Linked DNA regions of Mus musculus: all the other regions are linked to region 1. A link is a loop called in an ENCODE intact Hi-C map of the cell type or tissue named here. Cell type or tissue: left cerebral cortex. All regions are shown on one strand. Region 1 holds the start of Abhd8 (abhydrolase domain containing 8). Region 2 holds the start of Rpl18a (ribosomal protein L18A). Region 3 holds the start of Mvb12a (multivesicular body subunit 12A). Region 4 holds the start of Ocel1 (occludin/ELL domain containing 1). Region 5 overlaps Ushbp1 (USH1 protein network component harmonin binding protein 1). Region 6 holds the start of Map1s (microtubule-associated protein 1S).

Region 1 (5,000 bases):
TCAGCCCCTTCATTTATATTTTATGACAGGGTCTCTCACTGAACCTGGAATTGGACCATTTTGGCTAGACTGGTTGGCTAGCAAGCCCCCAGGATCTGCCTACCACTGATTCCCAAGTGCTTGGGCCACTGATATGTCTGGCCTTTTGTGAGTATGGGGATATAAACTCAGGTCTTCAAGCTTGCACCATAAACAGTTCACTCACTGAGACTCTCTTGGATAATTTTTTATGTCAACTTGATACAAGCTAGAGTCCTTGGAGGAGGGAGCATCAATTAAGAAAATCCTTCCATAAGATTGGGTTGTAGGCAAGCCTGTGGGACATTTTCTTTTCTTTGAGACAAGGTTTCTCTGTGTAGTCCAGGCTGGTCTCAAATTCTGAATGCTGGGATTAAAGGTGTGTGCCCCAGCTGGAAGAAAGGACTGGGTCTGCAGGAGGGATTGGATAGGGGGTAACTACAACATAGGGGGGAAGCCTGAGGGACCTGGAATTTGGACCCCTGAGGTAGGACTAAAACCTTGGGCCTCTGGAGAACTATAGCAGGTGTTAGAGCCAGACTTAGGGCAAAATCTGACACTGCCTACCTATCCTCCCCACAAGAGTGCCATGTCTGGGAGGAGGGTCAGGAATTCAAGGCCATCATGGCTATACATTTTTTTTGTTTTGTTTTTGTTTGTTTGTTTGTTTTTCGAGACAGGGTTTCTCAGTGTAGCCCTGGCTGTCCTGGAATTCACTCTGTAGACCAGGCTGGCCTCGAACTCAGAAATCCACTTGCCTCTGCCTCCGGACTGCTGGGATCAAAGGCGTGCGCCACCACACCCGGCACATGGCTATGCATTTTATTAATCAGAGATTATTGGGGAGGGCTCAGCCCATTGTGGGTAGTGCCATGCCTGGGATGGTGGTGCTAAATTCTATAAGAAAGCAGGCTGAGTAAGCCATGAGGAGCAGGCTGAGCACAAGTGGCACCCTTCCAAGGCCTCTGCATCAGCTCCTGCCTTCAGGTCCTGCCTGACCATCTTCAGAGATGGACTGTTAACTGAGACAGAATAAATTGTTTCCTCTACCAGCTGTTTTTGGTAGAAACCAAACTAAGCCACAAGTAAATGGCATATACAACATATAAATACATCAATCTAAAACAATGCCACACTGGGTGATTTAAGAGTGGTGCTGGCTTCCGATTTGGCCCGATGTCTCGTCTGTAGTTAGTAACTGACTGTCCTCTCCTTTTATGGTGTGCATTCCTGGGATTGAACTTAGGTCCTGAAGCATTATTTAGCAAACGCCTTTACCTGCTGAGTTATGTCAGCAGCCCCTGCCTTGTCATGAAGGGACCCGTTGTCTGATGGGTCACGTGGATTTAGAGCTGGGGTGTTGGAGCACATGGGGGTCAGATCTGAAATAGAAACATAGAGGCCACAGGAACTGAGAGAGAATACTTTCCTGTATGGGGACACAGAACCTATGAACTAAAAGCCCTGTTGGAGTCCTGGGGTCAAGCAGAAGCCCCAAGATCCCTAACCCCGACCAGTCTTCCAGAACTGTAAGTTAATACATACGTAGTGGTTCAAGAAACGTGAATATTTATTAAGTCGGTAATACTTTGGAATGGCTGGAAACGTAGGGGTGGTGTCTGTGTTTTAATGACCCCGTCTTGCAAAGATGCCTTCAAATATATTCACAGAAATGGATGAGGTATCGCAGGTGCTGGTGGTTGGTAAGCAGCCGTCGACGGGGGATGCGTCTAAAAACCTACGAAGGGACAGACCCCCACTTTCAGCTTGCCCCAACTTCTCGCCCTCGGGCAACTCTACCGGCGTCTGAGTCTATTCCCTGCGACGTTGCGCTCCTCAGTGGCTCAGGGACTTGCGGCCCTTCAGCATGCGACGGAGGATGACCTGCACGCCGGCAGGCGTGCTCAGCCGACGGACCCAGCCGTGCTTGTGCTTGCGCTTGATGTTGCTCGGCTGATACTCGTTTCCGCGCGCGCGGCCGCGAGCCTGCTGCAGGGAGAGGAGAGGCCAGGAGTCCGGGAGCCCCATCCAGACTCTGGACTGGAGATACCTGTGGGACCAGAGGAACCGTGAATCTCAGAGAATGTACGCTGTATGACTTTCTGAGCCGCCTTTGTAATGGGCAGGGCAACAAAAGAGCTTGTTTACAAAAGGCGCTACATAAGTACGCATGGTAGTCTATAGAGACCACCCTTGTTTCCATTCTGGAGCAGGGTATCTCTGAACACTCACCTGCCACTCAATAGGGCCACCGATCTGCAGGCCTGGCACCCAAAGCACCGGGCTAGGAAAGCCATATCCAGCGGCGGGTCAATGGTCCGGTCGTCCGGGTCAATGCCAGTTCCTACACTCTGGGCTCCTTGACAATGCCTTCTGGGAAATGTAGTTCTTGTTGCCGCGGGGCCTTCCGGGAGCTGTAGTTCCACACCTGCAGGTGACGATAGTGGGGTGGGGGTTGGGGGATGTCTGTCCTCAGTGGCATGTAGTTCTCCAAAATGACCAGGAGAGGGCGAACGAATGTAAACTCCTGCGTGTGCGTATGACATTCTGTCCCCCTGGCCTTCTGGGAGTTGTAGTTCTTCGCCTCGGCCACTGGTAGAGGGCGCCCCAGAGTGGTGGTGACGACTCTGGCAGCAGTCTGGAGAACTGGCTGCTGGCCTTTTCACCCGCCCTCATTGAAGACGGGCAGCTGGCACGCAGCGGGCTGGCAGCTTCTTGGCGCCCGCAGCCAAGACTTCTCTTGGCGCGCGGCCCGGATGTCCTTGAGTTCCAGCTCTTCATAATCTCGAAAACTCGTGCGTTGTGAATTTGCTCTGGTTAGTTTAATCCTTCAGGCTGGCCTGGGGGAATTTTCTTCCCGCAGCTCAGATCTGGACTCCTGTTCACACACCTTCCATAGCTCTCCACTGTTTAAAGAAGATGTCCAGACAGCCGTGCCAGCAGCCACAGGAAGCCGTACACACCAGCATTTCTGAAGTTCATGGTCCTTACCATGAACTAAATGGTAAAATGGCTAGTTGTGCCTACAAATAATTGAGGCGATGTGTTGAGTACTTATTGTATGTAGAAGGTGTGTAGAAGGGATGGCGACAAGTGTTTGGGCTGCACCTTGAGCCCATGAGCGAACAGCGCGCCAGGGTGGGAAGGTTAGCCTGGGGCTCAGTCTTGGTGTAGCAGAGACCCCATCACTAGGATGCAATTCCCATTCGCTAGTTCTGCAGCAGCTCTGACACTTCTGACACAGCCTCTGGTTCAAATGCCTGCCTTGATGTTTTGTCTGTTTCCCGACCTGAAAGTGTAGAGATTTGGAAGTGTGCAGAACGAGAAGGTCAAGAGACAGAGGGCATACCGCCTTGCGGGAGGCAGAAGCTGGCTGAGGAGACCCTGTCCCAGACAGAGCACATCCACCACACCCCCAAGCTACTCGCTGTCCCTCGACTGCAAGCCCTTCTCGGTCCAGGCTCTAGCCCATCCCTCCCTCATTCCCCCCAAACTCTTCACAGGGGTGGGGCTGCTGCTTGCAGACCGCGCGCTGATCCTGGGAAGAGAAGCCTCTGGTTGGACGGTTATCTAGGCCAGACGGCTCGCCGCTGCCATAGGCCGAGATGCCTGCCCATCTGCTCCAGGCCCCGCCCACGCTGGGTGGGACTTACAGGGCCGGTTTGCTACGCGGCTGCGGGATGCCCCTGCGTTGACCGTCCGGGCCCGCGCCTGTCCGCGCTAATGCGGCCAACCCCGCACCACCATGTAAGCGGCACCTGCAGGTGGACGCTGGCTTCTCCGCCCGGGACCCCTGCGTCCTGCCTCGGGCCCCGGGCCCCTCGATGACCTCAGGTGAGCTGGCTCTGTTCCCCGAGAGAGGAGTCACCAGGCTGCCAGGCCTCCACTGAGGGGTGGGGGGTGTCGCTGCCGGGGGTGGATAACCGCCAAGCTCCGCATTCGTACTGCTAGGATGCTGCGGAACCCCGGTAGCCTTGACCCCACCGCGGGGGTGACGAACTCCAGGGAAAAGCGGGTCGGGCTGGGAAACAGGACTGGCGCTGCGCTTTAGAGAAGCCGCCACAGTCGGGGTTCCACAGCCTTAGAAATGAGGAGCAAGGCCTGCTTTCCCCTCAAGTGCATCCGGGGCTATCACGAGCGGGGTATTTAATGACCATCACTCCAGCGGCGCCCAGGCCGTGATGGAAAAACGAAGCTGGCCCCATCCCTATGCCTCAGACAATGGGGGTGTGCTGCTCCGGTATCCCCTGGAGTTATGTAACCGCCTGTGGTTGTCATGGACACCGGGGGGGGTGGCCAAGGGAACCGGATGGAGGCCCAGAGCCCCCAGTCAGGTTCTGCCTTTATCTTCCTGGCTGCCACTAGGGTTGTGTACCCTTTGAACACAGGATGCTGAGGGCAGCAACCTCCATCAGTTCTCGATACTGTGCAAGTCAGCTCTAGCTCTCTTCTGAACCTGGAGCCGGATACAACCCGAGTTCTAGTGGCCAACATCCTTCCCCCGCCTCATTCGTCACTAGTCAGATTAACACTAGAGGCCTGAGCTAAGAACTTTGACATTTTAGAATAAGAGCCAGGCTTTATGGGCTGTCATCTCACCACCCAGGAGCTTGGGCACAAGGTTGAGGCCAGCATGGACTACAGAATGAAACCCCGTGTAAAAGGTTGGCAGTGATCGGGGTTCACACTAGTCATTCTAGTACTGGCAGAGGTGGAGGCAGGAGGATTGCAAGGAGTTTGAGACCAGTGTACAGCCCAGGACGACAGAATGAGACCTTGTTTCAAAAACAAACCAATGGCATCATGTTGATGCACATCTGTCACCCCAACACTTGGGAAGGTAGAGGCAGGAGGACTGTGGGAGTTCGAGGTTCCCTTTGGTCTTAGGAACACCTGTATGCTCAACCTGCTACAACTCCGGAGGTGGAAGGCAGAGCAAGGTCAGTCTGGGCAGCATGAGGATTTCCAAGCCAGCCTGGGCT
Region 2 (5,000 bases), 570 kb after region 1:
AGACTGGGGACAGCCCAGTGCCCAGGGCCAGCAGCAGCACTCCATGTCTGAGTCATCTGAGACATAGTGGACTGAGCCATGGGACTTCCAAATTAATAGGAATCCAACTGCTCAATGGTAAATATGAAGAAAACAAGAATGACATGACCGCATGACCCCAGGAGTGCTATGAGCACAGCCAGGGAACATCCCTGAGAACAGGGTTCATCACCACCAAGGGTCACTAGCAAGATACAAACATGGCAAACCAGCTCTCCCACCTCAGTCTCTCTGTCACTGGTTTTCTCTCCTGTTTTTTTTTTTTTAACATCTCCAGGTCTTTCCATTACCCTGTGAGGCCCACAGAGGGAAGTGGCAAAGGGAGAGGGGTATGGTGGGCACCAGGCACAAAAGTGGTGCACATATATACATGCAGGGAACACCCATAATAAAATAAAATAAATTATTTAAAGTCCCTGAATAAGCTGCACATGGTGGCACACACCTTAATGGGAGCATTGGGGAAGCCGAGGTAGACAGATCTCAGAACTCTGAGCTTGAGGCTAGCCTGGCCTACAGAGTGAGACCTTGTCTCAAAATAATAAAATCAAGTAATCAATTAAAAGTGTCATTTGTGCTGGGCGTGGTGGCGCATGCCTTTAATCCCAGCACTTGGGAGGCAGAGGCAGGCGGATTTCTGAGTTCAAGGCCAGCCTGGTCTACAGAGTGAGTTCCAGGACAGCCATGGCTATACAGAGAAACCCTGTCTTGAAAAACAAACAAAAAAAAGTGTCATTTGTGACAGGTGTTGTGGCAGATGCTTATCATCTCAGCACTGGTGAGGTAGGGGCAAGAGCAATCAGGGGCATTAACAACTACATAGTGAGTCAAGGCCAGCCTGGGCTACATGAAACCCTGTCTGGGTAGTAAAAAAAAGCATGTTGTCACAGAAGAGTTGGGCCAAGATTTCTTAGAAATTGTTTGTTTGTTTGTATGGCCGTATATTTTTAAAAAAAAGATAAAACTTTACTTTTAAAACAAAAGCTTTGGGCTGGTGAGATGGCTCAGTGGTTAAGAGCGCCGACTGCTCTTCCTAAGGTTCTGAGTTCAAATTCCAGCAACCACATGGTGGCTCACAACCATCTGTAATGAGATCTGACTCCCTCTTCTGGAGTGTCTGAAGACAGCTACAGTGTACTTACATATAATAAGTAAATAAACAAAAGCAAGCTTTGACCAACCTGGGCTACATAGGGAGGCCTAGTCTCAAAAAGCAAAAAGAGGGGTGAGGCCCTCTGAGGGTAGACCCTGTGGACTTGGCAGAGTGGGAAAGGCAGGTGTCCTGGCGCAGAGAAGGACCCAAGCATGGTAAACGTGGTACCAGCAGGTCTTGCCCTCTCCCTTGCTGAGCCATTAGATTACATTCCCCAAGCTAGCCACCAAGGGCTACTTCCTTATGCCTGAATAAAACACCAAGGTCCAGCTATCAAAAGTCATTATTTGTCTACACTAGCTGATCTGTCTAATCAGGACTTACCTAGTCACCCTAGCACAGACTTCCCTTTTTCTCCTTAAAACCCACTCCTGCAGAAGCACCTGCTATGCCCAATCCAGAGGCAGCTCCCCCCACCCCTGCTTGTCCCTGGGGGGATAAATAAATGTCCTTTGTACTGAGGATCAGATGTCTGGGTCTGTTCCTCCTCAGAGTGTAAGGCCTGTTGCAGACAAGGGAAACCCAGGGTACTAGGTAGTTTAGGGTCTGAAGGCATTTTAGGGTCTGAGGACTGGTTACAATATCCTGCCTAGTTCTGCAAGGCACAGGACTGAAGTTACTAAGGCAGGGACATCTCTGCCTAGGGACTGAGGGATAAAAGCAGGTGGCCTGAGATCCCAGATTAACAGGTGTACTGCAGAAGAACAAAGGCACAGGGGACAAGCCAGTCAGTGGACCTCAAAGTCCAGAATACTCACTAGCCTGTGGTGACAGGGCTGTTGTGACAGAAACCTGAGGTCTTACCAACAGGTGGCCCTGCTGGGATTCTTCATAGCCCCTAGGAGAGGAGCCATTTGGAGAGGAGGTCTGTTAAGGCTAGAGCCTGTCGCCACTCAGGAGAGGCCAAGGGGGGCATCTGCAAAGCAGGAAGTGAAACTGAACCGCCAGCACCTGTCCTGTTCACCCAGCTGAGGGTCTTGTAAACTCTGAATTTACATCAAAGCCCAGACCAAGGTTAAGGCTGGGCCTGTGGATACCAACTTTTTCCTCACACAGCTGTTTCTCCATTCCTTTCCCTGTGCCCTCTCAGGGCACAGCTTGCACCCCAGCATCTGTCCTGCATCTTACAGAATGTATCTACCCCACTTCAGCAGCCTCCAGAACACAGGTTGGAGCAATGTGTTCCAGCAGAGGTGGACTGTGTCCTAGCCTGCCCATTGCACACCGACATGTTATTAAGCTGTTTATTTTGGGGTGGGAAGGCTGTAAGATGAGATCTTTCTGTGTAGCCAAGGCCATCTTTCCTGAGCCTCCTGGCTCACTCTCCCATTTGTAAGACCTCAGGCATGCAACACCACGCCCAATTTCTAAATCTTACAACTATCTTATGGGACGGGGAGTGTTAATGCGGCTGGGGAAACTGAGGGATCACACTTGAATGCGCCTGAGCACAATGGAAATGGGGGACCTAGAAGCACACATCCCAGCATTGCATTGCGTTGCGGCTGAGCCAAAAAACGCGCTCGCCACCTAGTGGCCATTAGCGGAAACACACGGCGGATATTGTCGCCTTCAGGTACAGGACCTGGCCAGGAAAATGACAAAGTTAAGACAGAGTGACACAGCTCTGATACAATTCTATAAAGAAAATAGTTACGTGGGCTGGCAGGTGGCACACTCCAGCATCCCAAGAACTAGGAAGAGGCAGGAGAATTACAGTGAGTTACAGGCTAGTTTGGGCTACATTATCTCAATAAACAGTAAAAAACAAACAAACAAACCAAACTAATGACAGAGAAAAAGATAGATGGGGCTGGAGAGAGAACAGCAGTAGCTAAGAGCACATACAGGGATCGATTCCCAGCATTCACCTCACAACTTTTAACTCCAGCACTGAGGAACTGACGCCCTCTGCGGGCCTCCGAGGCACCAGACACGAAGGTGGTGCAAGCAAATAAAAAAGATGGATGATGGGTCATAGATGGGTAGATACACAGAAGGATGATGTAGAAAGTGGGAAGAAAAAGATGAAAAAAGAGAGAGACAGAGAGAACTAAAAATCCGGAATCTAACTAGGAACCACGATTACGCGTAGACTCCCAGGATCCCTCGCGCACGACGATGGGGCGTCCCGGGAGAAACTTGCAAAGGCCCGTCGCGCTGCTCTCTGGGAACTGTAGTCTCCGTGAAGAGAGGCGGGACTTATACGTAGCTGATCGGTACCCAATAAAAAAGCCAAGAACTTAGACCGCTACTAGCTGTACCCAATGGAAGCACCGCATCAGGAGGGCGGGACTTCCGTCAGAGACCATGGTGAGAGCCTGCGCGAAAGACAACACTTCCTTTTGTGACTGGCGGTGAACGAGTGCGCAGTGCCATGAAGGCCTCGGGCACGGTAAGGAGGCCGCGGCGGGGCAAAAGGTGCGGCGTTGGCGGCAGGGCCGCTCGGGTTGGCTGTGTCCTCCGGGGTGGTGGTGCGTTCGTCGCGAGGGTCCCTCAGCGGTTACGGGCAGCTCTCCTCGCCCACAGCCTCCTTGCGGCCAACATGGCGGCCGCCGCGTGCTGGGCGGCCGAGGACGGAGCGGGTTAGATCGGGGTGCACCGGAAGGCCCTCCGCCTTTTCGTGTATATCAGCGTTACACTCCTTTTCGTTGCCAAATCTAGCCCCGTGGTTCTTTTAGTCTTTTTTTCCTTCGAGACAGGGTTTTCTCTGTAGCCCTGGCTGTCCTGGAACTCACTCTGTAGACCAAGCTGGCCTCGAACTCAGAAATCCGCCTGCCTCTGCCTCCTGAGTGCTGGGATTAAAGGCGTGTGACACCACGCCCGGCTGGCTTGTTTTAGTCTCTTATGAGGTTTAAAGCTAACCTGGTCTATTTAGACTGGAGTGGACACGCGGCCCGCCTTAGGTTTAGAGAGCATTTGGTAAGCTTGCGGCCTGTCCCCAGCGCTGGCTACACCGAGCCTGCTGCCACTTATCTCGGCACTTGAAATCGAAGCAGAGCGTCGCTAGAATCATCCTTAGCTAGTTCTAAAGGCTGGCTGACGGTAGCCTAGGGTGCCGGATCTCATACTGGCCCCGGTGTGTTGGACACAATCCTTCGGACTCTTGGTGAAAAGCTAGTCTGGAATCGTCAATTAGTCCCAATCCAGAGACAGTTTCTCTGTAGAACAAATGGCCTTTTTCCTGCTCTGGGATTAAAGACGTGAGCCACCTTTGCCATCTTGGCCTGGAGTTTCAGGGAGAGCAGAGCAGCCTGCCACATGTAGACCCTGAGGCAGCTTCGTAGCGGAGCACAAGCCTTCTGACTTGCCTCACACTGGGCTCGAGTGTATGAGCCCACTTTGGACACCCCTGCCTGTGGGAGGACTGAATCTCAGGCCGGCTCTGCCTCCACACCCCTCCCCCACATAGACAACTTTCTCTCCTGACATGTCTTTCAGCTTCGGGAGTACAAGGTGGTGGGGCGCTGCTTGCCAACCCCAAAATGCCACACACCACCACTGTACCGTATGCGAATCTTTGCACCCAACCATGTGGTGGCCAAGTCCCGCTTCTGGTACTTTGTGTCACAGCTGAAGAAGATGAAGAAGTCATCCGGGGAAATTGTGTACTGCGGACAGGTGAGGTCTGGGGCCCCACAGGATGCCGGTCGCTGGGTACCATCAGAGCCAGGGCAGCACTCCTCATGTCCTCCCTACTCCCCACAGGTGTTTGAGAAGTCACCCCTGCGTGTGAAGAACTTTGGCATCTGGCTGCGCTATGACTCCCGCAGTGGCACACACAACATGTATCGGGAGTACAGGGACC
Region 3 (5,000 bases), 78 kb before region 1:
CTGAGCGTGCGGGGCTTGGGCACCGGCCTTGGGGCTTTGGATTTCTTGCACCAGATGGCAAAGCCACCAATGTCCCTGGAGTAAGGGGAGGAGAGCAGGGTAACTCCGGTGGCCACCGTTTGGGAGTGTTTCTCTTTCAGCAGCTCACCCTCATGCTAATCAGCATACTGACCACAGGGCCCTCGAGATGCCATCCCCACATGCAGAGATGCCGGTAAAATCAGGATGCAACATGGCAGAGACAGAAGGTGGGATAGGATGCTCCACCTACCCCACACGCAGGTATCCAGGCACGGTCTTAGTCTTCCCACTCAGCTTCACGTCACTCACAACCACGTCAGCTGTCCCCAGGGGCATCAGCTTCACACACATGCGTTTCTTCTTGGACACAGAGGCCTCTGGGAGTGGGGGCAGGGGGTGAGAGAGGGGAGTGTACCACCGGAATGGGAGCCCCGGAAGACGCTTGCCTGTACTTTGTAGGGACAAAACTGACAGGGACCACACCGGGGAGCTGGCTAAATTATAAATAGGAGATTCACTAACTTTTTTGGAATCAGTAAAACAGATTGACATTTGACAGGGGGCGGGGGGGACTGTGGAATCAACCATGTAGTACCTATTTTAGCACCCCAACCTCACTTTCCCTGGTCCTATAACCCAAGGGGTCACAGAACTCCTCTTTTAAAAAGTCCAACCTACAGCTGTTGTGTGTGGTCCATGAGGTCAAGAGGGTTTTTTGTTTTTTGGTTTTTTTGGTTTTTTTTTTTTGAGACAGGGTTTCTCTGTGTAGCCCTGGCTGTCCTGGAACTCACTTTGCAGACCAGGCTGGCCTCGAACTCTGAAATCCACCTACCTCTGCCTCCCAAGTGCTGGCATGTGCCACCACTGCCCGGTGCTATTTTCTATCATGTGCATATATTTGTGTTTATCAGACAATCTCATGTAGCCCAGGCTGGCCTCAAGATGTAGCCGAGGAGGACCCTGAATGCCCAATATTGCCTCAACCTCTTGACTCTGTTGGTGTGGTGCTGGGGATGGAGCCAGGCTTTATGCACACTGGGTAAGAACTCTGCTAACTCTGCTAATGCTCCAGCCCTGGCTTTTTTTTTTTTTTTTTTTTTTTTTTTTTTTTTTTGGCTGTCCTGGAACTCACTCTGTAGACCAGGCTGGCCGAGACCTCAGAAATCTGCCTGCCTCTGCCTCCCAAGTGCTGGGATGGAATTCATCACATAGCCGAAAATGGCTCTGAATTGGAAGCAATCCTCTTGCCTCAGCCTCTCAAGTACTGGGATGAAGAACAGCAGTCTCCACACTTTGCAGATTACAAGGGGCTGGTCACAACGGCTCAGTCCCACGAATCCATGGGACTGAAGCTCTGGCCAGCTGAGGCTACACATTGAGACCCTGTCCCCCCAAACCAATTAAACACTAAGTCAAGAGACAGCTGCAAAAGGAGGATAGGAGAATTTGTGGACGCCTCCTCTGTCTGCACACTGACCTGACCCTCTGCACGGCAGCCTGCCAGCGGTCACTAAAGACACCGAGAGAACCAAGCACCATCGGGGAGGCGGGCAGCTGGGTCAGGCAGGGGAGAAGGGAGAGGGGAGGCTGAGCTATGCAGAGAACAGGGGAAGCCAGTTCCAGGTGGACTCGCAGTGCAAGAGCCTGGAAAGGAAAAGAGAATGGCCAGGAGGACTCACTCCGCCACAGAAGCAGAGGACAAGCAGCAGGGACCAGTGGCAGTGAGGAAGAGGGTGGGTATGCCAAAGACATCTGGGGTGGTTGTTGTTTGTTTAGGGGCGGGGTTTCATGTAGTGACAGGTATGCCCCACTATGCTCAAATTCTTAGGAAGAGCTGAGGCAAGGTCTCATTCTGTAGCCCAGGCTGGATACAAAGCTGCCTCAGCCTGAATGCTAAGACAGGTATGTGTCAACTATTTAATTCTGGAGTAGTGGGTTGAGATAAAGGCCTCACTCTGTAGCCTAGGCTGGCCTTGAACTCGCCACCATCCTCCTGCCTCAGCTTCCGGAGCTCTGCATTTACAGGTTGTGCCTTCCTGCTCAGCTAAGTCCTATTCCAAACATACACTAGCAGCCGTTCCCTGTGCCTGCCGCTCTCCCGTGCCCACGGATCTTACTGATATCCTGAGGGTCGTTGACTGCAGAGAAGCCTGACGGCAGTGGGCCCTTGTCCATCACGATCTGCATGTCCACTACCACATTGTCCTGAGGGTTCTGGGAGCACGAGAGGGGGCAGGTGGAAGGGGGCAGTCAGAGGGGAGGGGAAAGGTCAACGGTATGAGCAGTAAGGGTGGGAGAGAGTTGGAGAAGGGTCGAGGATGGCAGGGCGAGGGGCGGGGCAAACTCAGGCTCAGGCCACCCGTGCTCACCTCCGGGATGCCCAGCGTGCTCAGGCACAGGAAGTAGCCGGCTTTCTGCGCGAAGCCTCGGCCGAAGCTGGCCGTCCCGCCCTCCACGGTGCAGGTGATCTGCGGGACGCACAGGTCATCGGACTTCGTCCCCTTCCTGGCCCGTCCCCGCAACCCTTGCGCGCTCCCACTTACCGCGCTGAAACCCGGCGGCGGCGGCGCCGAGGCCGACGACCAAACCAAGCCAGCAAGCGGCGCCGAGTCCGTCCCGGGATCCATCCTTCCTGGGAGCTCAGAAGGCAGCTACAGCCCTCGGAGGGACCGGAACCTCGGACTACAACTCCCAGAACACCTTTGAAAGTGCTCCGCAAAGCAGCTAGTACGCATGCGCAAGCACTGCTGACCAGTCCAAAGTAACCGTGGAGACCCGCCCTCTGGACGCTTAAGATACGTTTGCGGAAAAAAGATTAGAACTCCCGCCCCTAAATCACTACCCAGTGTGCGGAGGGGGCGTTCACTTTCCGGACGGGACTACATTCCCCAGAATGCTGTGCGGCATCACCCTGTGACTCCTGCCTTCTGCAAGGAAACTTAACTGGTCTGGAGAGGAGGCCTGGTAGATATAGCCTGTCATTTCAGGGACTTAAAGAGGCGCATACAAGATGGTGAAAAAACCATACGAGATAGTTAGACTGATAACCAGTCTAATTAAGCCAATTAAAACTAAACGAGTAGCCGGGCATGGTGGCGCACGCCTTTAATCCCAACACTTGGGAGGCAGAGGCAGGCAGATTTCTGAGTTCAAGGCCAGCCTGGTCTACAGAGTGAGTTCCAGGACAGCCAAGGCTACACAGAGAAACCCTGTCTCGAAAACACCAAAAACACCAAACAAACAAACAAACAAACAAAAAAACCTACACGAGTCCTTTAATAATAGCCACATGTAGAGTAGCCAGAGCTTAGGGGTACAGCATTTTTAAAAGCAAAACACTTAAGAACCACAATTGTATCATTATCAGGGTCTTGAGTAACCTTGTAACATCCGTCTTTTTTGCAGAGATTGCAGTATTTTCCAGACACAAGACAATTATTTATGATTTACACTTCCTGTAGTTATTTTAGGTTTAGGTTTTAGCTAACACAAACATTGTCGTTAATACATCTAGACATGGTCAGGGACAAGGATAGTCCCCAGACTGTTGCCAAGACAGGTGTGGCTATTAGTGCGTGGGAGACTGAGAGTGTCTAGGCAGACACAAGTCAGTCAGAACAAGAAAGTGATGCCTTAATCATTTCTATTGCAGGAATTCGAGGTCTACCTGGGCTACAGGATACCCTGCTTTAAACAAACAGACAACAAACAAACCCCAACAAAACAAAAAAAATACTTTAAATACTAGCAAAAAGGAAATGAACCAAAAAAAGAAAAAAATAGAGTAGAAAGAAGAAGTTTGAAACACTTTCTGTTCTAGGATTTTGACCAAAGAGATCATTGTGGCTATGCAGCTGTTGACTTAAATAACAAATAATATCGCCCTGGAGGCCAGTTCACTAGCAAGCTAGGGGTTTCGTTGTTGTTCTGGTTATTTTTGTTTGTTTTGGTCGGTTGGTTTTTGAGGCAGGGTCTCTCAGGTAGCCCTGGATAGCCTAGAACTCACTATGTAGACTAGGCTAGCCTGCAACTCACAGAGATCTACCTGCCTCTGTAAGCTTTATGGTTCTTTTAGAGTGAGGGACCCTCTTTCCTATGGGCCTGCAGGTGGAATGTGGAGCTTCCACCCACGAGTACTACTTTAGCACTCCCCTGCAGGGTCCGACCCACACCCTGGGGTATATTCTCATTTATGTATTTGTTACTATTTTTAAATTTTGTTTTGATTCTTTGTGAATCTCACATCATACACCCTAATCCTGGGGTTCTGAGTTTTGCCCAACCCCACAGTTGGGATGTGAAAATTTTTCTTGGGCAGGTGGAATACAGAGATGCTAGACTGCGTTTGCCCTGAGCTGCTATCCGATGCTGGGCTGGAGGGAAGCAACAATACACTGCTCTGGGGGTGGGAAATCACAGTGTAGGATGTAGGAGGCCAAAGTTGGGTCCCCTGACTCCTGGGAATCCAGTCTCCTCTGGAATCAGCATGGAATCAGCAATGAAGGGGGCCCTCGGGCTTTTGGGGAGGGAAGGCAGGGCCAGAGGTTCTCACACTGCTGGACACCCAGACACTATTGGAAGTCACAGAGGAGCAGAGAATAGAGTGTCCGGGTCCATGTTCCTGTGATGAAGAGCTCAGCTCATTGGCAAAAGTCCTTAGCTTAGCAGCAGTTGTCTGGAAGCACAAGGAGTCCTTCTGTGGGAGACTTAGAAGACACAGCTCTGTAAACAAAGGCTTCTCCATTCTCTCCACTGTGGTTCTTGATGAAAGAGACAGTCCTTGGTTCCAAACTGTTTACTCATCATGCTCATCATGGAAACTGTGTGCACAACACCTCCTCAGGGTGGACCAGAGATTAAATACCTTTTAATCCCAGCATTTAGGAGACAGAGCAGGAGGATGTATGAGTTCAAGGTTAGCCTGGTTTACAAAGTGAGTTCCAGGACAGTCAGGAAACCCTGCCTGGAAAACCCAAAAA
Region 4 (5,000 bases), 93 kb after region 1:
CATGGAAACTGGGGCCTTGTGGGGACCCTGGGGATCAGGGCCCCAGCTTCTCTTTTGAGACTGATTTCTTTTTTTAAAGACTGTGAAATGTTTGTTTTGTTTTATTTTTTAAATAATCATGAAACCAAAAAGATTTGGATCTCCCAGGCCTTGTCCTGGCAGACCTTCAACAGTCTGGAGCCAGCATGCTGATGCCTCTGGTGTCATGGGTATCTGGAAAGGCCACTGCAGCTAGGCAGGAGTACTATGGGCCAGGAGGATCCCCTGGATACATGGTCCACGGAGGGCACCATGGGATGATGAAAACCTGGCCAATAATAAAGGTATTCCCTTACTTGGTCAGCCTCTGCTTTCTTCTGCAGTATTGGGAAAGTAACCCCAGGGTCTAGTCTGTGCTCTGTAGGTCCCAGTAGGGTGGGAGACTCGCCTCACTACTGTGGAGGAATAAGAGGCCCTGGAAAAGGCTCTCTCAAAACAGCTTTGTGATTGCTGGATCAAGCCACACCTGAAAGCCTGGTGTTTATTCATGTTCATGAGACCAACTTACCTTTTTACATTGGGGTCAGTTTGAATTCAATTTCTTCCCCCAAGTAACATATTCCTGTTTCTAAAGTTACCATAAAGAAGGTGGGGACAGATTGAGATGTGAATTTAACTGTTGATGTGTGGTGATGAAGGGAGCTGGGGGAGTAGCCCAGCAGTGGTGGCACATGCCCTTGGTTCCAACTCATGGGAGGCAGAGGCAGACCAATCTCGGTTCAAGGCCAGCCTGGTCTATATAGTGAGTTTAAGGATAGTGCTAAACAGAGAAACCCAGCCTTGGAAAACAAAAAATACCAGGGAGTTAGGGGCCCAACTGTGGAGTGGGACTGAGTGAGATCCATGCCTATTGAGCCCGAGGCCTGCGTTCAAGCCCTAGCTGATCTACTTTTACTACAAACTCCACACATGTGGTCCTCTCTGTTGGAAGACATCTTCCTAGGAGACTCCTGGCCTGCAAGTGGCCTGGGACTTGTCATCCTCAGTGGCTCAGGTTAGTTTCATCTGAGGAGCTATGCAGAGTGGACAGGATCAAGGTGTCCTGGATTGCGCCCCTGCAGGCAGGCCCCAAGCATTGCCCAGCCCTTACCCCTAGTATGCCCCATCACAATACTTATGCCAGGCTGCCCCAACTCATGCCTTCTGACTATGCCCCCTGGAATCTACACAGCCATTGCCCCCATATGAGACCTCAGACAGGTCTATGAACCTCATTTCCCCTTCTGTAAAATGAAGGGATGCTTTTAGGTAGCTGCACACAGTAGGTGTCTAATCCATGTTTACTCCCTGGAAGAACTGGTGTGGTTTCCTATTGGAGGAGGAGCCCGCCACCATCTCCAGGACACTCAGAAGTACACAGAGTCTTCACTGTTGCTGTCCTGCTGGTCATCAAATTTGCGGATCTGGGCCTTGAGGTGCCTGAGTTTACCCTTCAGGTAGTTACAGCGAGCCTGCTTATCCAGGAAGCCAGGATCCTAGGGGGACAAGAGTTGAGGAAGTCCTCCTGGCACTGTAACCAGAGGCCCTCAAGCTGTTCAGCTTTGATTACATGGTCCCAGTCTCAAGACAGCACCACACACACACAGCCCAATCTGTGACCCCAGGAGTCTCCACTCACCCCTCGCTTCTTCTCAAACTCTCTCCTGACATGAGCTGCCATGCGAGCCTCCTTCTGAAAGGGCAAGGTGGGAAGGGGCTCAGAAGGGCCACCATGACCCTGACAGCATGCCACCCAGTAGAAGCTGCACAGCCGCAGGAAGCTGGGGCACAGGAGTTCCTGGGCTGACCTGGCTTCGTGGCGGGGGCAGCGACAGCAGCAGGGCCTCCAGTTGCTGGAGCTTAGCCTGTGTGGCCCCCACCTCCCGCTGGAGCTCCGAGAACTCGCCATACTGGTCCTGGAACACTGCGGCATAGCGGCTCCGGTCCCTTCTGTTGGTCACTGGTGGGTACTTACTACCAGGTTGGAAGGGGTCAGTCAGTGTATAAGTAGAGGGAAATCTGTCTTTCCACCCATCATGGCAATTGGCTTTTCTTCTTCTTTTCTTTTGGTTTTTTTGAGACAGGGTTTCTCTGTGTAGCCCTGGCTGTCCTGGAACTTACTCTATAGACTAGGCTGGCCTCGAACTCAGAAATCCGCCTGCCTCTGCCTCCCAAGTGCTGGGATTACAGGCGTGTGTCACCACTGCTAGGCCCGGCAATTGGCTTTCCTTTGCCAGTGCTGACCACCAAATCAAAATGCCTTCTACCACCAATTCCGTTTCCTAATTTCATAAACTCTTATTCGCCCATCAAAACCCCAGCCTCAATGCCCCTTTCTGTTTCCCAGGCATTAAGAAGCTCTGAGGGAACGTGGGTATGATGAATTCAGGAGACTAAGGTAGGGGCTATCTTGGACTAGACGACCAGACCTGGTCTTACAACGAGTGGGCACTCACAGCTCGTAGTCAGGTACTGGGTTGAGGCGGGGTCCCAGATCTCTGGGATGCTTCTCAGGGTGCAGTGGCTCCCGGGGGCGCAGCTCATCCGCAAACACGATCTTCCGGGGCCTCACGCAGAGCTCTCCCGGCCCGGGCTGGCTCTGCGGCCGTCTGGAGCGCGGACGCTCCGGGGCAGGCATGCGTGGGGCTGCAGCTCTCTGGCGCCCCCTGGCGGCAGGGCGCGAATTGCAAGTGGCTTCCGGGCCTGAGAGCCTGGCCAGAGGACCCCGCCGGCCGCGCCTGGAGGCGGGACCTGCATGTATTTGCATACGCGAGCGCGGTTGGCTGGCCGCGCAACCCAGAGTGCGGATCCCGGAAAGGGGCACTGACGAGGCGCCGCGACGTCACCGCGGCGTCATGCTCGAGAGTGGCTGGCGGTGCAGCGCGGGCCCCGCCCCATTCTTGAAACCGGAAGAGCGCAAAGCAGCGGAGGGCGACTGGGGTCCGAGTCGAGACGACCCCTTCGCCTCTTGCCTCGCGGGGTTACGGCCCACAAAGCTTCCAGCCCCCGCCCGCCTGTGGTTATCCGAGGATCCCACTCGGTGTCACCTGTCCCAGAGCCCCGTCTGGCCCTGCCGCCGGGAACGCAGCTGTGCAGGAACTGCGGGTGGAGCCGTTGGCACGGGCGCTCGGCCGCTAGGGCGGGGCTCTCAGGGTGGGCGGAGCCTGCGGCGCGTGTTCCTCTCTGGGTTGGAATCAGCCCTTCACTATGCTGTTTGGCCTATTCATTTACCCCAGTCTATTGGGAAAATAAGGTAGTTTTTTTTTTTTCTTTTCTTTCTGCTTTTTTTTTTTTGTTTACCAATTTATTTTTTTCTTTAGCAATTGTATTATTTTTGTGTGTGTGTGACCTTGTACATACTCAGAGACCAATACAGGTCGTTGAGTGTCGTACAGCCCTACTTTTTTTTTTTTGACAGTTTCTCCGAAACCTGATGGTCCCTGTTTAGGTATTCTGGCTGGCCAGCGGGCTCCAGGTAGATCTGCTTGTATCTCCCTCCTAGCACTGGGTTGATAGGTTCCTGCTCCCCACCTCTGCCATTTTACAAGAGTACTAGGGGTTGGAACCTAGATCTGCATACTTGAGTCACACTCTTACACTGAGTCATCTCCCTAGACCCTAAGAAGTGACGTTTATTATGCTAACTATGTGTGTGTGCATGTCAGACTCCCTGAAGTTACCATTACAGTTAATATATTTATTTTTAAAGATTTATTTCATGTATATGAGAATATTGTAGCTGTACAGATGGTTGTGAGCCATCATGTGGTTGCTGGGATTTAACTGATGACCTCCGGAAGAACAGTCGGTGCTCTTATCCACTGAGCCATCTTTCCAGCCTATCTATCTATATTTATATACACACACACACACATATATATGTATATATATTTTTTTTTGGTTTTTCGAGACAGGGTTTCTCTGTGTAGCCCTGGCTGTCCTCACTTTGTAGACCAGGCTGACCTTAAACTCAGAAATCTGCCTTCCTCTGCCTCTCAAGTGCTGGGATTAAAGGCATGCACCACTACTCCCGGCCCAAATATATTTATTAGTTTTTAATTTTGTTTTTGTTGTTGTTTTTTGTTTGTTTGTTTGAGACAGGGTTTCTCTGTATAGCCCTGGCTGTCCTGGAACTCACGCTGTAGACCAGGCTGGCCTTGAACTCAGAAATCTACCTGCCTCTGCCTCCCAAGTGCTGGGATTAAAGGCGTGCGCCACCAGTGCCTGGCTAAATATAGTTTTTGATTGGCTTTTTTGTCCCTAACTCTTACTGCTTATTTTGCTCATGCTCTGGGGTGGAACTCAGGCTGTCAGGCTTTGTGGCAAGTGTCTTTACCAACTGAGCCGCCTGACAAGCCTTTCTTGTGCTATTTTTGGAAGATGGAGTCAAGGTCCCACTATGTGGCCCTGTCTGGCCTATAATTTTCTGTGTATACCAGGCTGGCCCTAAACTCAGTCTGCCTCCCTAGGGAGGGGATCTGCGTGGCCACTGCTCTCCCAGGCAGGTTTTAACTTTTCTTCCTGTTTTTGAGACTTGGTTTTGTTGTGTATTGTAGGCTGCCCTACGCCTTTGGAGCAGAGTGGCCAGGTGAAGGGCTGTAGGCTGACTTCAGGATAGAGGTGTCCTGGCTGGCACCACCCTGCAGCCCAGGCACCCCCTGCAACACACACACACACACACACACACTGCTAGCACTGAAGACATGTGGGTTGGTGTGCAGGCTTTCTTGTTTTATTTCAGCCTGGGCATGATTCGGATAAACAGGATCATGCTGATGAACACGAAGCACACGACAATGAGCATGGCCCACAGCAGCCAGTTCACTGACTTCTGTGCATGCTGCTCCAATCTCTCCGACTCCAGCTTCAGCTTCTCCAGGTTCTGGTCTGCCATCTTGAGTGAATGTGACAGGGTCTGTGGGAGAAGAAGGGGCTGTGTCAACAAGACTGAGACCCAAGTATGACTTTTCCTGAGTAGCCTG
Region 5 (5,000 bases), 80 kb after region 1:
GGCTGATCTGGTGCTGAGGCTGCAGCTAACACAACGAGAGAAGCGTGGGTTGGAGCTGCGGGAGGCTGCACTGCGGGCCCAGGGCCCTGCCCACCAGCTACTCCTGCAGCAGCTTCGCTGGGAGCGGGCTCACTTTGCGGGTGATGGCAGCAGTGGAGGCAGTAGCGAGGACCCAAGCAGCGAGGAGGAGGCTGGGGAGGACAGACAGCAGCACTACCAGGTATGGCTCCTGCCATCATGGTGTCTGTGAGTTTCTGCTATCCTGCCCAAAGAACGGGTTGGCAAGGTACTTCAGGCCGAGCCTGCCCAGTTCAATTCCAGGGGTGCAGGGTAGTGCTCAAGCCATGGCTTAGCGGGTAATAGCCCTGGCTGCTTCTGCTGAGGATGCAGGTTCGATTCCCAGTCTCACTCGATGTTCACCACCATCACTCCGGCTCTAGAAGATCTGATGCCCTGTTCTGACTTCTGTGGGCACTACACACACATGCTCACACGCTTGCAAACACCCATACACAGAGAATAAAAATAAATAAATCTTTAAAAGTAACAAAAAATATTTAAAAGCCAGTATTTAGAAGTCAGGAGAGAAGGATTACTGGAAATTTTGGGGCTCCTCAACAGAGCTGGAGAGTTAGGCTTCCTTTGAGGGTTCTTAGCTGCATTAATAAAATGTAGCCAACAGAAGCTCAGTTTATTAGAATTTGAAAGGAGAACCCCAGGCCAGGCAAGCTAAAGGGAGGAGGGTTATGGGGGACATGGAGGTCAGCCCAAGGTGAAGGACACTTTAATTAGTGAGCTAAAGTCACTGAGGGGCTTAAAGTGATGATCTAGTAACACCCAAAGGAAAAAGAAAACAGCCCAGAAAGGCGAAGACCCCATTTCTTATGGTGACACTGGCATGTGTCTCATTCTTTACTCAAAGAGTGAAAACAGGACCAATACCTACAAGTTGTCTTCTAACCTCCACGTGCAACGGCAACCCATGCGTCCATGCACACACAACATTAAATAAATGGCCAGGCAATGGTGGCACAGGCCTTTATGCCACCACTCAGGAGGCAGAGGCAGGCAGATCTCTGAATTTGAGCCCAGCCTGGTCTACAGAGCGAGTTCCAGGACAGCCAGGACCATACAAAGAGATCCCATGTCAAAAACAAAACAAAACAAAACAAAACAAAACAAAACAAAACAAAACAAAACAAAAAAAACCTAAACTAAGTTCTAGCTGGGATCTGGGCACCTTCCATATCCATCTGGAGGTGAGTACTGCACGTTCACTCCTGTCCCCCTCCTTTAGGGCCCTCTTGCCCTCCTGGATGGTCAGATGGGCAAAGTGTGGGACTCTGAGAATGTGTCCCAGGAACTGTCAGCGTCCTTGGCCCGGTGAGTGTTAGGGCCCTTTGTGTGTATGTATGCATAAGAGAGTGTGGTTGGGAGCATTGTATACAGCAGACACCAAAGTGTGGGCCGGTGTGCAGATGTGGGAGGCTTGGGACAGGGTCCTGAGATGGCCTCTCTCACACCCTTGCAGGGCAATAGACCTGCGGGCACAGCTGCAGTCCCTGCGGCAGCAGCTGGAACAGGTGACTCAGAAGGGCCGAACCAGACGTGTTCAGAGTGCCGAGCTGTCCAGAGAACTGTGCAAGGCTCACAGGTGGGACTCAGCATGGCGCTCCCTTCTAAGAGAAGCAGCGGGCAAGCCCACTGCTATTGGCTTTTGTCCAGCTAGGTTCTGTCCTAGCTCAGCCAGGCATCTCCCACCTCTCCTGCTTTCAGTGCTCTGGCCTTGGCCTTCAGAGGAGCCCACCGGAAGCAGGAAGAGCAACGCCTGAAGTTGGAGCAGCAGGTGGCTCGGTTGCAGGCTCAGCAGGCAGAAGAGCTGGCAGTGCTGACAGCCACCGCTAGGGCCCTGGGGAAGCCTGGGGCACCCCAGCCAGCCCAGACTTTCCTGTAGGGCCCGGACCACGTTTGCTTGTGACACAGAGGTGGCTGGAGTGTCACAGTGTCCTGTGGTGGGCGGAGAGGTGGTCCAACAACTAAGAGCAGGGTCTCCAATTGCGGGCACTTGAGTTTAATTGCCAGCCTCAGCAGCCATGGCGCCTGTGACTCCGGGTCAAGGAGATCTGGCACCCCCTTCTGGCCTCTGCAGGCTCTGTACTAATGTTCCCTCACACATGTAATTAGACAAAGTAACTTACAAACCTGTCCTTTGTCCCTGGCACCTGGAGCGTCTCTTCAAGAGGGGACTGAGGTGGGACGGGCTTAGCTTAAGGGTGTGGCAGGGAGGCTTGTTCCCAGGGAGAGGAACCCCAGGCTGCTTTAGAACCAGCATTTACAGGAAGTAGAGGGCTGGTGGTTGCTCAGCAGTAGGGCACCTGCTGAGATTGTTTGAAGCCCTCAGAGCTGTCTCTGTGTGCTCCCAACAGCCTGCACTAAGGAGGCCTGCATTGGTCCCAGCCCTTATAGAACATGTGGGAGTCTTCTGCAGAATACATGGAGTGGGGTGGGGGGAAACAAAGGCCTTGGTGGGTGGAGTATAGGCCTAGCACGCACAGGGCCCTGAGTTCCAAACCCAGTGACATATACACCTGGAAGTCTGTGGCTGCCTGTGATGCCAGCACTCAGAGCCTAAGGCTATCCCTGACTACACAGTGTGTTTAAGGCCAGCCTGGACTTCTTGAGACAGTATCAGAGAAAGAAGTTAATGAGGGGCTGGAGACAAGGCTCAGTGGTTAGGAGCACTGGCTCTCTTGCAGAGGGCCTGGGATCCATTTCCAGCACCCAACGTGGCAGCTCACAACTGTCTGTAACTCCAGTTCCAGGGGTCCAGTACCCTTTTCTGGCTTCTGTGGACATCAGGTAGACACATTACATGGACACAAATGCAGACAAAACACACCTAAATATAAAAACAAAATGAATGAATGAGAAAAGTGTAACCAGAGAGATGGCTGACTGGGCAAGGGTGCTTATTGCGGAGTGACAATTTGAGGTCTGCATTCAATTCCCAGCTCCCACATAAAGGTGGAATGAGGATGGACGCCACAAAGTTGTCCTCTGACATCCACAATATCACCCGTTGTTACTGTTGTTAAATTGAGAGTCAGAGGAGATACCTCAGCAGTTAAGAGCACTTACTGCTCTAGAGGAGGACCAGAGTCCAGTTCCCAGCACCCATAGTAGCTCACAGCCACCTGTAATTCCAGCTCTAGGGGATCTGATGCTTCTGGCCGCCTAGGACGCCCACACACAGATACACATGATTGAAAATGGTAAGAATAAAACTTAATGTACTGCTATGGTAGAGAGCTCTGAGTGGGGACAACTGGAGCAACACTCAAGAGGGTTCCTGAGGGGAGAGAGAGAGCATGTGAGAGAGCACAGTGTGCGTGTGTGTGTGTGTGTGTGTGTGTGTGTGTGTGTGTCTGTGTGACTGTGTGTACTAGCAGCAGCTGACCAAGTAGTGTATGGCCACACCCCTTGCTTGAGTAGGGGTTGGGCTGCGGTTCAGTTGTCCCCTCCTGGCTGAAACCGTAGAGCAGGACTAGCCTGCAGGCCACACCTGTGCAGGTGTTCTGAACAGCTGTCCTTCCTGGGGAGTGGGTGTGTGGAGGGCTGCCTCAGTGCCTCAGGCAGCAAGAGCCAGATCCTGGGGCTGAAGACCTATGTTTGTCCCATACTCTGGGGGCTTTGAGGGATTAGGACAGAGAGGCAGATTACCTTGCTGGTGTGTGGGGCCTGGGGGGTGGAAGAGGATTGCTTCCTTCTTTCACGCCCTACAAGTCTCCAGGGTCCCTATCATGCAGTGCCCAGAATCGAATTCAGGCAAGCACCTTTGCCCTTCTAGCCGGCCCAAGCCATTTTAACCTTTAGCCAGCAGATCGGTTTTTTTGGTCAGCCAAGGTCACCTGCTGGGGGTGGGAGCCGTGCAGGGCTGATTCCCAGGCAGCCCCGACAGTATCTGGCAGTTCCCACGGGCGTCCCAGCAGCAGATGGGCCCAGTGTCTTTGTCCCTAGGTCCTCCACAACCACAAGGTCAAATGTCACCTCGGGGCCACGGGCAGGGGTTATGGGGGCGGGGTGAGGCGGTTGGGTCCCAAAGGTTAGGGGGCCAAGAGTGGCAGCGCCACTGGGACAGGGCTATACCCCTCTGAAACTATCTCTTCCCTTTGGGCCCCTCACTGAGACTAGTCTCCCAAAATCCTTGTTTATTTGAACTTCTGTGACTCAGCCCCCTCTTCCAGAGCCTTTCTTCCTCCTAAGCCCTCTCTCTGGCCCTCTGGCCCTTAACCCTTTCAACCCTCTCCTGAGATACTGGCACCAAGGACTCGAGAATAGTCCAATCTAGGACTGTTCTCATCCCAAACAACCAACTATGACTCCTAAACTGATTTATCTTCTGGGTCACCCAGGATTTGTCACCACTAAAGCAGGGTCGATTCTAATCAGATTCCTGGGAAGTCCTTGCTCCAGTCTGATTCTAGTTCTTCCTGATTTCTGTATTTGTATTTTCACAAGGTATCCAGGTGGATTCTTCTAGGTACCCAACAGCACAGGGCTGGGTGTACATGGCTAGCGGAAACCTGAACCTCAGTTCCTTTAAGTCCCCTTATGTGAGGGCTCATCTTGTGGGATGATTTTCACAAGGCACAGAAGGGAGGGCACCTTGTCCAGGTTGGCCGCGTTCTCTGGTGTGTCTATACTGGACCCAGGCCTGCATAGGAGGCAGAACAGGCCTGGCCGTCAGAACTCTGACTCAGGGGTGAAAGGTCACCCCAAGAGGGACTTTTCCCTCTGTTAAACGTTAACAGACCTAGAGTCAGGCCTCAATCCCATCTAGGCCTCAAATGTGAAGGGAGCTTAATAAATCCGTGCCCTGGGGGGTCCTGCATACAAAGGGTGCTTAATAAATGCTTGCTCCAGTAGAATTGGAGGGGGCAGGGGCGTGGCGGCAGCTGGGAGGCTCTAGGCGTGGGGGGCTGGACGGGAGGGGGGCTAGA
Region 6 (5,000 bases), 560 kb after region 1:
CACATTTGCCCCCAGCAAAACCCCATCCAACTGACTTTCCAAAGTACCCTTAAGTTTCCACCTCATTCAGGTTCTCTGGAAAAAGTTTGCTCTTAATCACTGAGCCACCTCTCCAGCCTCATAAAGTTATTTTTGTTGCTCCTTGATAACTAATTTTACTAGTTACAAACTGTAAATATCTGATATGCAGCCCCTCTCCAGAAGGGTCATGAATCACCGGCTGAGAACTCCTGCTCTAGGCAACTCCTGCTCTAGGCCTTCAGCATCCTCAAGTACCCTGACACCATGGAAGTCTTGCTTGCTTTGAGTCCTCTTCCCCAGCACATCAGCACTTCTCAGAAGACAAGGGACACTGCCTGTCGTTCAGCCCAGCCTGTATGCTGAGGCTGTCCCACTTAGGCCCAAGGACCATGCACCTCGATGGGCATTCTACATTGTTCTGGGGATTTGATTTTTTTTTGAGACATGGTCTCACGTAGTCCATGCTGAATACAACTGCTCTATGAAGTTAAGGACAAGCCCTTTATCTGATGTGCATCTCAAAGGTGCTGAGATGACAAGTGAAGAATGCTGGGGATGAAGCCCATGATCAAGCACTCCAGGCAACTTTAGATCTATCGACTGAATCCCAGCACTTATTTTGAATAGGTTGTCTTGTAGCCCAGACTGGCCTGGAACTTGCAGTGCTCCTCTGGCCTCAGCTCACGACTGCAGGGGTAACAGGCATAGGCATCGCATTCGCTACCCCATTGCAGAGGATGCTGCTGCGCTCGATGCCCCAGTGTGGCAGGTGCGCCTGAGTCAGCTCCCCTCGTGCCAAGCATCCCCGGGGCGGCCGCGCCACCCACGCACCAATTAGCACCCCCGGAAAGCAGGCCCCCGGGCGCCGGGGGAACTTGCCAGCCAGGCGAAGGGAGGGGCCGTGGGAGTGAGGCCGCACACCGCCAGAACCCCGAAGTCGGGGACGCAGCGCCCACCCGGCCGCAGGCCGCTCCCCGAACCCTGTATCCCCGGAATGTGACGCCACATCTAACGTGCCCCACGCGGATCCCAGCCTGCCGCGCCCCACCCAGACCCAGTAACCCGTGTGGCAGAGTTTTGTCCAGGCCGCCGCTAGGCACGTGCGCAACCCTATGCCCGTCTGGATCGTAGGCCACGCCCGGAACGTTGCGTCCAGGGACCCCGCACCCCACCCGGACCCCGGCCCGCCGCGCGCCGGAACCCCCAGCCCCGGACGCCCCGCCCCGCCCCGCTGCCACCGCCCCAAGTCCCCACGGACCCGACCTCGTTCCAACTCCTCCATGACGTAGGCCAGCAGCCCGGGGCAGCCACACTCGCCACCCACCACCAGCAACAGTAGGGAGCTGGGCGCCTCCACAGCCTCCGGCGCCGCCATCACTGCCGCCATCTTCGCACCGCCCCGACGCTCTGAGCGCCCCGCCCCGCTGGCCACGCCCCTTCAGGGAGCTTACCGGAAGCACCGGAGACCCCGGCCGGAAGCGCCCCCTCCTCTCCACCCCTCTGTCAATGCCCGCTAGGCTTTGGGAGCCCGAAGAGGACTGAGACTGGCTGTGTACTAAGATACCGTTATCCCTCCCAAATTTCATCCATTCATTTTTCATTCATTCCCTCATTCATTCTCCCGCTAAGCAACGCTTAGAATCTCTGTCCCCCGAAAACTCATTCCATCACAGGGGTTCTGCACAGAACCAGAGTCGGCTAGGTCCTGCGAGCTTCCTGAGTTAGAACCTGGACAGAAGAGAGCTTGGGGATGTGTAGCTGCTTGCTAGGTGTGTGTGCTGGGCCGGGTCATTTTGGAAGAAAGGACATTTTGGAGGGGTAAAGTCACCAAGCCTATCTGACACCAAGTCAGGTTGTCTCTAGATGACCCTGGGACTGTGATCTTCCTGCCTCCACAGCTTCCCACACGTTGGGACAGTAGACAGCTTGGGATTCACTAGGGCTATGTGTGATGGAGACTGCTTATGTGGCTCCCACTCAGACCTGGAACATTTTCACCCCAAACTTGCATCTTGGTTTATTTGTTTTTCGAAACAGGGTCTTTCTGTGTAGCCCTGGCTGTCTCGGAACTTGCTCTCTAGATCAGGCTGGCCTCAAATTCACAGAGATCTGCCTGCTTCTGCCTCCTGAGTGCTGAATTCAAAGGTGTGCTCCACCACCACCCAGTCCAATCTTACTTCTTTTTTGGCCATTCCATGTTAAGTATTTGAAATGCTGTTCACCCCAAGAAGGACCAGCTGGCTCCCCTCAAGAGTGAGCCTTCTGTCTCTGGAGTAAACAACTAAGCCCAGCCAGGTGCTTCCATTCACAGTCAACCTCCACTACCTAACAAATATGAGTCCAGCCTAGGCTACATCAAGTCATATATCAAAAAGAAACAACAATTTAAAAAGACAAAGATTCATGCCTTTAACCTCATCATCTCTCTAGAGACAGAGGCAAGAGGATCTTTGTGAGTTCAAGGCCAACACTGGTGTACACAGTGTTGACAAGACAGACAGACAGACTTTTAAAATAAATGAAAAACAAGCAAAGGCAATTCAGGACTGGTGTGATGCATCAGGAACCCAAATCAAGCCTGCTGCTGACAGACGTTCTGTAAAGGACTTCCCCAAGCCAACTTCCTCCATCAGTCCGTAGCATCAGCCAAGTCCTCAAGCCATGGTCTGAGCTTCCTGGATACTCTTTTGGCGCCAATATCCTTCCTGAATCCTGACTCCTCCCCCTTAACTGGTCAGCCTGCAGAAGTTGATGGCTTGTGATTTCCTCTGTTGTTATAACGGAAACAGAACTGGGATGGTCCATTCTCTGCCCTCTGGCTAAGATCCAGTGCAGAATGGGCTTGGCAGTGCATCTCCACACCCCTAACTCATCACAGAAGACTGAGTGACCTTGGACAGTCTGTGGCCACCCTGGGCTACATAGGGAGTTCAAAGCTAACCTGGAAAATAGAGCAAGTCCCAGGAAAGACTAGGGTAGTAAAATCAACACAAGCGACTACAGGGATAGCTCAAATCTTAAGAGGTCTTAACTGCTCTTGCAGGGGACTCACATTCCATTCCCAACACCCATAGCACAGGTTCCAACTTCATGGAACTCCTGCTCCAAGGGATTTGACACCCCCTCTGACCTCTATGGATGCTCTCATATGCACAGTCACTCAGACACTAAGAAATCTTTAAAAAAGAAGAGACAGGCATGTTGGCATGCATCTAATTCCAGCACACTGGGGAGGGGGCAGAAGCAGGAAGATGTCTGTATGTGGTTAGCTTTGTCTACGTAGAAAGGGTTTGGCCAGCCAGGGCTGCACGGTGAAATCTTACCACCACATCAGAGCTGGAGCTCTGGTGAAAACCAGCAGGGTCACACTCTCTGGTTCTGCTCTGTGCAGGGGACACAGTGGAGGCTTGAGGGTTCTGCACAATGGAGCCAACAGCACATCCCCCACTTTCCACTCATTCATTTACTCAGTCTTTTCATGCTAATGTTCACAGAGTCCCTCAGGATTTGAACCCAGGAGCCCTTGGCTGACTTGTGAGCTCTCCTGCTGCCTAAGGCTCTACTGTTCTCTTTTTTCCACTTCTATACATTCCACAGTGACCTCAAACTGATGAGTCTCCTGCCTCAGTCTCTCAGCTTTGGGCACAACAGACTGCATGCATACCACTTACATTAGTAGTGAGTGTTAATGTCATTATCTGGTCTCTGGGCCTGGAGCTCCACAGTACATCTCTGCCATGAGTCAGCTGGGGAAAGGGTTTTCATTAGGCTTTGTGGACCTCAAGTTTTGCAAAATACACACACACACACACACACACACACACACACACACACACACAGAGAGAGAGAGAGAGAGAGAGAGAGAGAGAGAGAGAGAGAGAGAGAGAGAGAGAGAAATGTCCTTGAGCTTTTCCTATCCCTACGGTTGGGAGTCAAGGCGTGGGGATTGCAAGTCTCCTGGAGAGAAAGACTCAGTGGTCACTTGGGACTCAGGTCACTTCCTTCACCTCTATCCACACCTAGATCCAGTCAGCTAATGGAGCAGCTGTCTGGTCCCCGTGGAGACAGGGATGGGGGGAGGGGAGGGAGGAAGCTGTGAGCCCTTGAGGCAGTCAGACTTTCTATTCCGCAACACTCCCAAGCTGTTTAGCCAGACATCCCTCTCTGCCTCTGCAGCCAGGCCTGGGGCTCCACATCACCAGCCACCCCTAGCCACATTCCAGCACTTTCCCTGGGGGAGTCTAGGCTGGCACCCTATCCCTGAGTTATAGCTGGTCTTTGCAACTTTGTGGGTTCTTTTTCCCACCCTTTATAGCCCAGTTTCACCCTCAATCACTACATAGGAGAGAAAGAAGGATAAAGGGGAAAGAGATCCCTGTTTCTTCGAGTATAAACCAACAAACCGCAGTCAACCCCCTTGAACAACAACCACCTATCCTATATCTATCATAGTATTTATTAGCTAGCAAAACCACATCTCCGCTAGAGCATGACATAAATCACAGCCAACTGCTGCAGCCAGTGCATAGGAGCCCCCGTATCTGCACACCTGGGGTTAAAATAAAAACACTTTCTTATGTTTCTGCATTTTTCAAGAAACCCAAATTCCAAAATTATCACTGATAGGCCAGGCCCCAGCCCCAGCCCCTCCCGGTGGGATCTTAGCCTGTCACACTTCCCCTGAGGCACAACCCCAGCCCCTCCCTGGGTGAATCTAGGCTGTCACTCTTCCTCTGAACCATGCCCCCAGCCAGTCTTTTTTAGGTAGACATAAAGGAGGCTCCCCTGGAACTTAGAATCTTCCCACCTCCACCTCACAACCATGGGCTGGCAGATGTGGGGCACCAAGCTTAGCCCTGTTGAGCTTTGTGAGCCATTGCCATAGCTCTGACAGCTACCATAGACTTACCGCCAGCCTCCTGCAGCTCCTGGAGTTCCCTGCGGGAGCCCTGGGCCAAGCTCCCTCCAGTTGGCACCAA

Evidence for each region. A loop is a pair of places that touch in the nucleus more often than their neighbours do. Peaks named below come from ENCODE experiments on the same cell type or tissue, not always from the same donor. Only the 100,000 strongest peaks of a DNase experiment are listed, where the experiment ranks them.
Region 2: a loop joins it to region 1, with 3 times the contacts of the local background. A loop is called at or near these places in 6 of 42 quality-filtered maps.
Region 3: it touches region 1 in a loop (2.8-fold over the local background); 2 of 42 quality-filtered maps call a loop at or near these places.
Region 4: a loop joins it to region 1, with 2.9 times the contacts of the local background. A loop is called at or near these places in 12 of 42 quality-filtered maps.
Region 5: it touches region 1 in a loop (2.2-fold over the local background); 11 of 42 quality-filtered maps call a loop at or near these places.
Region 6: a loop joins it to region 1, with 4 times the contacts of the local background. A loop is called at or near these places in 6 of 42 quality-filtered maps.

The regions. Positions count from the first base shown.
Region 1 is chr8:71,462,318-71,467,317 of GRCm38, reverse strand. It overlaps Abhd8 (abhydrolase domain containing 8), which reads left to right and starts at 3,661. Exons shown (of 5, transcript NM_022419.3): 1 at 3,661-3,852. The coding sequence starts at 3,843. Mrpl34 (mitochondrial ribosomal protein L34) reads right to left here and starts at 2,392. Exons shown (of 2, transcript NM_053162.2): 1 at 2,251-2,392; 2 at 1,565-2,068. The coding sequence starts at 2,315. The coding sequence ends at 1,855. In left cerebral cortex, CTCF peaks have their summits at 2,546 (motif pointing right), 3,725 and 4,411; DNase peaks (open chromatin) are centred at 2,029, 2,540, 3,619 and 4,318; H3K4me3 peaks cover 3,380 bases; H3K27ac peaks cover 3,008 bases.
Region 2 is chr8:70,895,946-70,900,945 of GRCm38, reverse strand. It overlaps Rpl18a (ribosomal protein L18A), which reads left to right and starts at 3,503. Exons shown (of 5, transcript NM_029751.4): 1 at 3,503-3,587; 2 at 4,634-4,813; 3 at 4,901-5,000. The coding sequence starts at 3,570. In left cerebral cortex, CTCF peaks have their summits at 2,745 (motif pointing left) and 3,699; DNase peaks (open chromatin) are centred at 2,730 and 3,418; H3K4me3 peaks cover 1,967 bases; H3K27ac peaks cover 1,704 bases.
Region 3 is chr8:71,540,622-71,545,621 of GRCm38, reverse strand. It overlaps Mvb12a (multivesicular body subunit 12A), which reads right to left and starts at 2,692. Exons shown (of 9, transcript NM_028617.2): 1 at 2,565-2,692; 2 at 2,391-2,489; 3 at 2,139-2,235; 4 at 272-398; 5 at 1-75. The coding sequence starts at 2,648. In left cerebral cortex, no CTCF peak of the experiment used is centred here; DNase peaks (open chromatin) are centred at 2,163 and 2,834; H3K4me3 peaks cover 1,093 bases; H3K27ac peaks cover 394 bases.
Region 4 is chr8:71,369,460-71,374,459 of GRCm38, reverse strand. It overlaps Use1 (unconventional SNARE in the ER 1 homolog (S. cerevisiae)), which reads right to left. Exons shown (of 8, transcript NM_025917.4): 8 at 4,728-4,933. The coding sequence ends at 4,751. Ocel1 (occludin/ELL domain containing 1) reads right to left here and starts at 3,162. Exons shown (of 4, transcript NM_029865.2): 1 at 2,475-3,162; 2 at 1,827-1,992; 3 at 1,658-1,711; 4 at 771-1,514. The coding sequence starts at 2,785. The coding sequence ends at 1,386. Nr2f6 (nuclear receptor subfamily 2, group F, member 6) reads left to right here. Exons shown (of 4, transcript NM_010150.2): 4 at 1-341. In left cerebral cortex, a CTCF peak has its summit at 2,687 (motif pointing left); DNase peaks (open chromatin) are centred at 2,817, 3,122 and 3,559; H3K4me3 peaks cover 1,522 bases; H3K27ac peaks cover 1,556 bases.
Region 5 is chr8:71,382,570-71,387,569 of GRCm38, reverse strand. It overlaps Ushbp1 (USH1 protein network component harmonin binding protein 1), which reads left to right. Exons shown (of 13, transcript NM_181418.3): 10 at 1-220; 11 at 1,298-1,383; 12 at 1,532-1,654; 13 at 1,777-3,296. The coding sequence ends at 1,954. Among named protein-coding and RNA genes, the nearest start is that of Nr2f6, 3.1 kb to the right of the region's middle. In left cerebral cortex, CTCF peaks have their summits at 1,923 and 2,127 (motif pointing left); a DNase peak (open chromatin) is centred at 74; H3K4me3 peaks cover 77 bases; H3K27ac peaks cover 449 bases.
Region 6 is chr8:70,902,412-70,907,411 of GRCm38, reverse strand. It overlaps Map1s (microtubule-associated protein 1S), which reads right to left and starts at 1,438. Exons shown (of 7, transcript NM_173013.3): 1 at 1,285-1,438. The coding sequence starts at 1,408. In left cerebral cortex, no CTCF peak of the experiment used is centred here; DNase peaks (open chromatin) are centred at 953, 1,450 and 2,746; H3K4me3 peaks cover 1,967 bases; H3K27ac peaks cover 1,690 bases.